Regions from separate parts of the Homo sapiens genome. Here region 1 is linked to region 2. A link is an interaction called in ENCODE POLR2A ChIA-PET data of the cell type or tissue named here. Cell type or tissue: PC-9. All regions are shown on one strand. Links, peaks and the distances in the headings refer to the core of each region. The heading gives the core; the rest is flanking DNA.

What was found. Peaks named below come from ENCODE experiments on the same cell type or tissue, not always from the same donor. Only the 100,000 strongest peaks of a DNase experiment are listed, where the experiment ranks them.
Region 1: POLR2A ChIA-PET joins it to region 2 with 26 read pairs; 3 of 35 experiments call an interaction of 5 or more read pairs at or near these places.

What each region holds. Positions count from the first base shown.
Region 1 is chr6:36,576,335-36,579,169 of GRCh38, reverse strand. No RefSeq gene overlaps it. Among named protein-coding and RNA genes, the nearest start is that of SRSF3, 17 kb to the left of the region's middle. RefSeq lists an enhancer at 1,622-2,565. In PC-9, for the core only: no CTCF peak of the experiment used is centred there; a DNase peak (open chromatin) is centred at 1,629; H3K4me3 peaks cover 508 bases; H3K27ac peaks cover 2,388 bases.
Region 2 is chr6:36,395,762-36,398,675 of GRCh38, reverse strand. All of the region lies in intron 4 of PXT1 (peroxisomal testis enriched protein 1), which reads left to right. Among named protein-coding and RNA genes, the nearest start is that of ETV7, 9.6 kb to the right of the region's middle. In PC-9, for the core only: no CTCF peak of the experiment used is centred there; no DNase peak of the experiment used is centred there.

The DNA of each region.
Region 1 (2,835 bases), core at 336-2,835, 180 kb before region 2:
GAGTTAAAGAGATTCTCCTGCCTCAGCCTCCTGAGTAGCTGGGATTACAGGTGTGCAACACCTGGCCCGGCTAATTTTTTGTATTTTAAGTAGAGACGGAGTCTCACCATGTTGGCCAGGCTGGTCTCAAACTCCTGACCTCAGGTGATCCACCCGCCTCGGCCTCCCAAAGTGCTGGGATTACAGGTGTGAGCCACTACGCCTGGCTCATTTACTACTTTTTAAACCTGGTTCAGAGCATCTCTCTCTCAATCTCCCTCTCTTTCTGGCTGTCTTTCTGTCTCTATCTTTTTTTCTCTCTCTCTCCTCTACACATGCACACACTCATGCATACACACACACACACACACTCATTTAATCCTTGAAACTCAGGTAAATGTTATTATCTCCATTTTATAGAGGAAAACAACTGAGGCACAAGAGATTAAAACACTTGCCAAAGGTCACAGAGCTCAGAATTACCAGAGCCAGATTAGACCCCTGCAGTCAGGCTACCTAACCATAGACCCATACTGCCTCTGGGGCCCAGCAGATGTCTGAGTCCTTATCTTACTGGACTCACAGCATCTCAGCCTGTTAATTCTCCCTCCCAGTTTCCACATTCCCATCTCTCTGGCTCCTCTTCCTTAGTGCCCTCCAGAGTGCTCTTCCTCCTCTGCCTGCTAATGCAGGGGGCCCGCGGGATTCCCTCCCGTGCCCCTTCCCAGCTCCCCGTGTGCTCTCTCCATGAGGGACTTCATCTGCTTTCAGGACCTCTGTTCTCTGCTTTATCTTTGGAGGAGTGGGGGCTCTCCCCGACCCCTGAGCCATATATCCAACACACATGCTTCTTTCTCATGTCCCCAACGTGCTTCAGACCTCCAATTCACTATCTTTCCATTCTGTGTCCCATATCAGAGTGTCACTGCCTCCTGGTCACTCTCGACTGACCATGGGCCTCATGGCCTTCATACCTGGCCCCCGCCTACCTCCAAGGCATCTCGTATTTCCTCTCCAGAAACAAGCTGTGTATCCCTGCATTCAGTCCCCTCTACCTGGAATGCTCTAATCTGGATTTTTCAAACTTTTGATCACAACAGTAGGAAAGACATATGATATCACCAGTACCTAAAAGTCTATGACCCAAGGGTAGACAGAGTTGATGCTGTCTGAATGTTCGCAAACAGTGGTTGGTGACACTGTGTTCAAGTTAGAATACCGTTGCCAGGCCGGGCACGGTGGCTCACACCTGTAATCCCAGCACTCTGGGAGGCCGAGGCGGGTGGATCATGAGGTCAGGAGTTTGAGACCAGCTTGGCCAATGTGGTGAAACCCCGTCTCTACTGAAAATACAAAAAAAAAAAAAGCCGAGTTGGTGGCATGCACCTGTAGTCCCAACTACTTGGGAAGCTGAGGCAGGAGAATCACTTGAACCCAGGAGGAGGAGGTTGCAGTGAGCCGAGATCGCGCCACTGCACTCTAGCCTGGGCAACAGAGGGAGACTCCATCTCAGAAAGAAAGAAAAAAAAAAGAATACCGTTGCCAGGTCACACTAGTTAGAATTCCAGTCTGGTTTGTGTCCACACCCAGGGAAGTTATTCAAAATATTTAACCACAGTTCAGCCTGGATCCTAACTAATCAAAACAGTCATCAGAGGGTGGCAAGAGAAGAGACTGGGTGCCGGGGGTGGGTGGAAGATAAGCACTGGCTTGAGGTCTCAGAGCAGCTGCTGTCTACCAATGAACACACAACTATTTAAATATTTTAATAATTGCTACCTCTGTTCCAGAGCCTTCCCATCACCCTGTCCACCCTTTAGCTTCTTCTTCTTTTTTTTTTTTTTTTTCCCATGGACAGCCTTCTGAGCCAGGGCAGGCTCAGAAACTCCCTCCCACTTAGATTCTGAGTCCCTTGCTGACTCCACCATCTAGTCCCTCTCTCAGATTCCTTGCTTTTCTGCCACTTGCTAATTTTTTTTTTTTTTTTAGAGATGGAGTCTTGCTCTGTCGCCCAAGCTGGAGTGTAGTGGCACGATCTCAGCTCACTGCAAACTCCGCCTCCTGGGTTCTACCAATTCTTCTGCCTCAGCCTCCCGAGTAGCCAGGATTACAGGCGGACTCCACCACACCCGGCTAATTTTTTGTATTTTAGTAGAGACGGGGTTTCACCGTGTTGCCCAGGCTGGTTTTGAATTCCTAAGCTCAGGCAATCCACCCGCCTCGGCCTCCCAAAGTGCTAGGATTACAGGCATCAGCCACCGCGCCCAGCCACTACTTTCTACCTCTATTTTTGCTTGGAAAAGAGCCCAGGAGGTCTAATTAATTCTAATTTCTGAAAGAAAAACAGAAATCAATGAACAGGGCTTTCATGAGAAAGGCCTGTTGGGTAACAGTGTTCAGTTTCTGCCTTATACCAGCAGGTGCTGGAAAGGGGAACACAACAGCCTGTGAGACACAGGACTGTAGAGGCCTTGCCGAGATGAGGGAGTTCACGGCAGGGAGGTGAGACGTTTCTCACTAGCCTCTGACCATGTTACTAGGAAGCAGGTGTCCAGTAACAGGCATGCAGCTACAAATCTTCAAAATACCTTGGCAACTGAGAGCTTTTATTTTATTTATTATTATTATTATTATTATTTGAGACAGAGTCTTGCAGTGTCGCCCAGGCTGGAGCATAGTGGCAGGATCTTGGCTCACTGCAACCTCCGCCTCCTGGGTTCAAGCAATTCTCGTGTCTCAGCCTCCCGAGTAGCTGGGATTACAGGCGTGTACCACTACACCCGGCTAATTTTTGTATTTTTAGTAGAGACGAGGTTTCACCGTGTTGGCCAGGCTAGTCTTGAGCTCCTGATCTCA
Region 2 (2,914 bases), core at 168-2,667:
GGATTTGCCTATTCTGGACATTTTATATAAGTAGAATAACACAACATGGAACTTTGTGTATGGCTTCTTTCACTTAACATACTTTTTTCAAGGCTTATCCACATTGTAGCATGTATCAGTATTTTACTTCTTTTTACAGTTGAATATTCTATTGTACGATATACCACATTTTGCTTATCCATTCACCAGTGGTTGGACATTTGGGTTGTTTCCACTTTGTGGCTATCATGTATAATGATGCTGTGAATGTTTGTATATAACTTTTTGTGTAGACATGTTTTTATTTTTTTGGGGTACATACCTAGGAATGGAATTGCTGGGTCATGTGAAATCTCTATGTTTCACTTTTTGAGGAACTTCCAGACTGTTTTCCAAAGTGGCTGCACTATTATACACTGTGGCCCACCAGCAGTGTATGAGGGTTCCAGTTTCTTCACATCCTTGCCAACATTTGTTATTAACTATCTTTTTGATTGTAGCCATCCTAGTGAGTATGAAGTGTATCTCATTGTGCTTTTGATTTGCATTTCCCTGATGAATAATGTGCATCTTTTCATATGCTTATTGGTCATTTTTCTCTTTGGAGAAATGTCTATTCATATCCTTGTCCATTTATAATTGACTACTTATCTTTTTATTATTGTAGGAGTCTTTTTTTTTTGAGACAGAGTCTTGCTCTGTTGCCTAATCTGGAGTGCAGTGCTGTGATCATAGCTCACACAGCCTTGAACTCCTGGGTTCAATTGATCCTCCCACCTCAGCCTCCTGAGTAGCTGAGACCACAGGCACATGTCACCACACCTGGCTAATTTTTTAATTTTTATTTTATTTTATTTTTTGTAGAGACAGGCCCTCACTATGTTGCCCAGGCTGGTCCTGGATTCCTGGGCTCCTGCCTTGGCCTAGGAGTCATTTGTATATTCTAGATGTAAGTTCCTTATCAGATATATGATTTGCAAATATCGTATCCCATTCTGTAGGTTGTCCTTTTACTTTATTGATAGTGTACTTTGAAGTACAAAAGTTTTGAATTTTGATGAAGTTCAATTTATCTACTTTTCTTTTTGTTGCTAGTGCTTTTGCTTTGGGTGTCACACTTATGTTTTCTTCTAAAGGCTTTTTAGTTTTAATTGTTAAATTTAGATCTTTGATCCATTTGAAGTTAATTTTTACATACATTTTAGTTAAGAGTCTATCTTCATTTTTTTGCATATGGGTTGTTGTCCCAACACCATTTGGATTTTGTTGTTGTTTGTTTATTTCTTTGAGACGGGGTCTTGTTATGCTGCCCAGACTGGCCTCAAACTCCTGGGCTCCAGAGATCGTCCCACCTCAACCTCCTAAGTAGCTGGGACTATAGGTACATCTCACTGTGCCTGGAGTACCATTTGTTGAAAAGACTATTGTTTCCCTATAAATTGTCTTGGTGTTATGGGATCTTTGGGGTGTCAATTTTCTGGCCGGAAACCTCTGTGGCCATGGCATCTTTTGCCCAAGTTCTTTTCCTGCACCCAGTAAGAATGCATCCAGGAAGAATGAGGTATGCAGACAAGTGAAGGGTAAACAAGACAAAGATGAGCTTTATTGAGTGTTACAACAGCTCAGAGGAGATCCGCAGTGGGTAGCTCCTCTCTGTAGGCAGGTTATCCATTGAGTGTTCAGTTCTCAGCAGAGAGGAGGCCCTGGAGAGAGTAGCTCCTCTTTGCAACTAGTCGTCCCAATGTCTGCAGCTGTCAGTGGAGAGGCGGCCCTGGGAAGGGTGGCTCCTCTCTGCCAGCAGGTCATCTCTGCAGCTCTTAGCAGAGAGGGCAGTTCCTCTCTGCAACTTGTTGTTTCCTCATCTCCAGCTATCAGCAGGGAGGGTAGCTCCTCTCTGCAGCTGATCATTCCATTGTCTCTCTACCCTCTTTGTCCTGAGGACATCATCTGCCCTGCTCTGGCTGAGCCCAAGGCTTATATGGACCTCAGAGGGGAGGCAGTGCATGCTGATTGGTCGATGGGTGGCCATGGGTGGGCCTGGAAGAGGCACCACCAGTCCTCACTCTGGTCCACAGGACTGGCAGCCTAGCCCCCAGCCTTTAGGCCTTCCCTGGCCTGAAGGTGGGGTCTCACTGGGGACCCACCCCCTTCCACCCAGGAATCAATCTGCCTCCGGCGCCATGCGGGACTCAGCCCCAACCCCTGCTCAGAGATTGGAGCAGGCTCTGGGAGCAGAGAGAGGCCAGGCAGTGGCAGCAGACACCCCTGAGCCTTCAGGGGTAGGGGTAGGGTGCTTCCTGGGGCCCCTGAGGGTGCAAGCTGCAGAGATGCCTGGGTCCTGCAACTGGGAGGGTGGCCACAGTGGCACCCAGGGAGCTCCTGCCCCAACTCAGAAGGGGCTGGGCTCCTACTGGCTCCATGGAGCATGTGGCCCCAGCTGCACCTTCCTGCTGCAGCCAGCATGAGGACAGCAGCCATTGCCATCATTGGCACCCTTGTTGAAAACCAGTGGGCTGTAAATATGAGGGTTTCTTTCTGTACTCTCAATTCTGTTCCGCTGATCTGTATAGCTATCCTTATGCCTGCTCCAGCTTTTCTTGCAGAACTTTATAAAGCTGGTTTTGACCTAGACATTTGTTCTGTACTATAAACCTGTAAACTTGTACTTTAGAATACCTTCTTTTGTTTGTTTGTTTTTTGAGACAGGGTCCCACTCTGTTGCCCAATTTGGAGTACAGTGGCACTATCTCACTGCAGCCTCAACTTCCCAGGTTCAAGGAATCCTCCCACGTAGGCCTCCAGAGTAGCTGGGACCACAGTTGCCCACCACCACACCTGGGTAATTTTTTTGTATTTTTTTGTAGAGACAGGATTTCACCATGTTGCCCAGCCTGGTCTCAAACTCCTGGGCTCAAGCAATCTGCCTGCCTCGGCC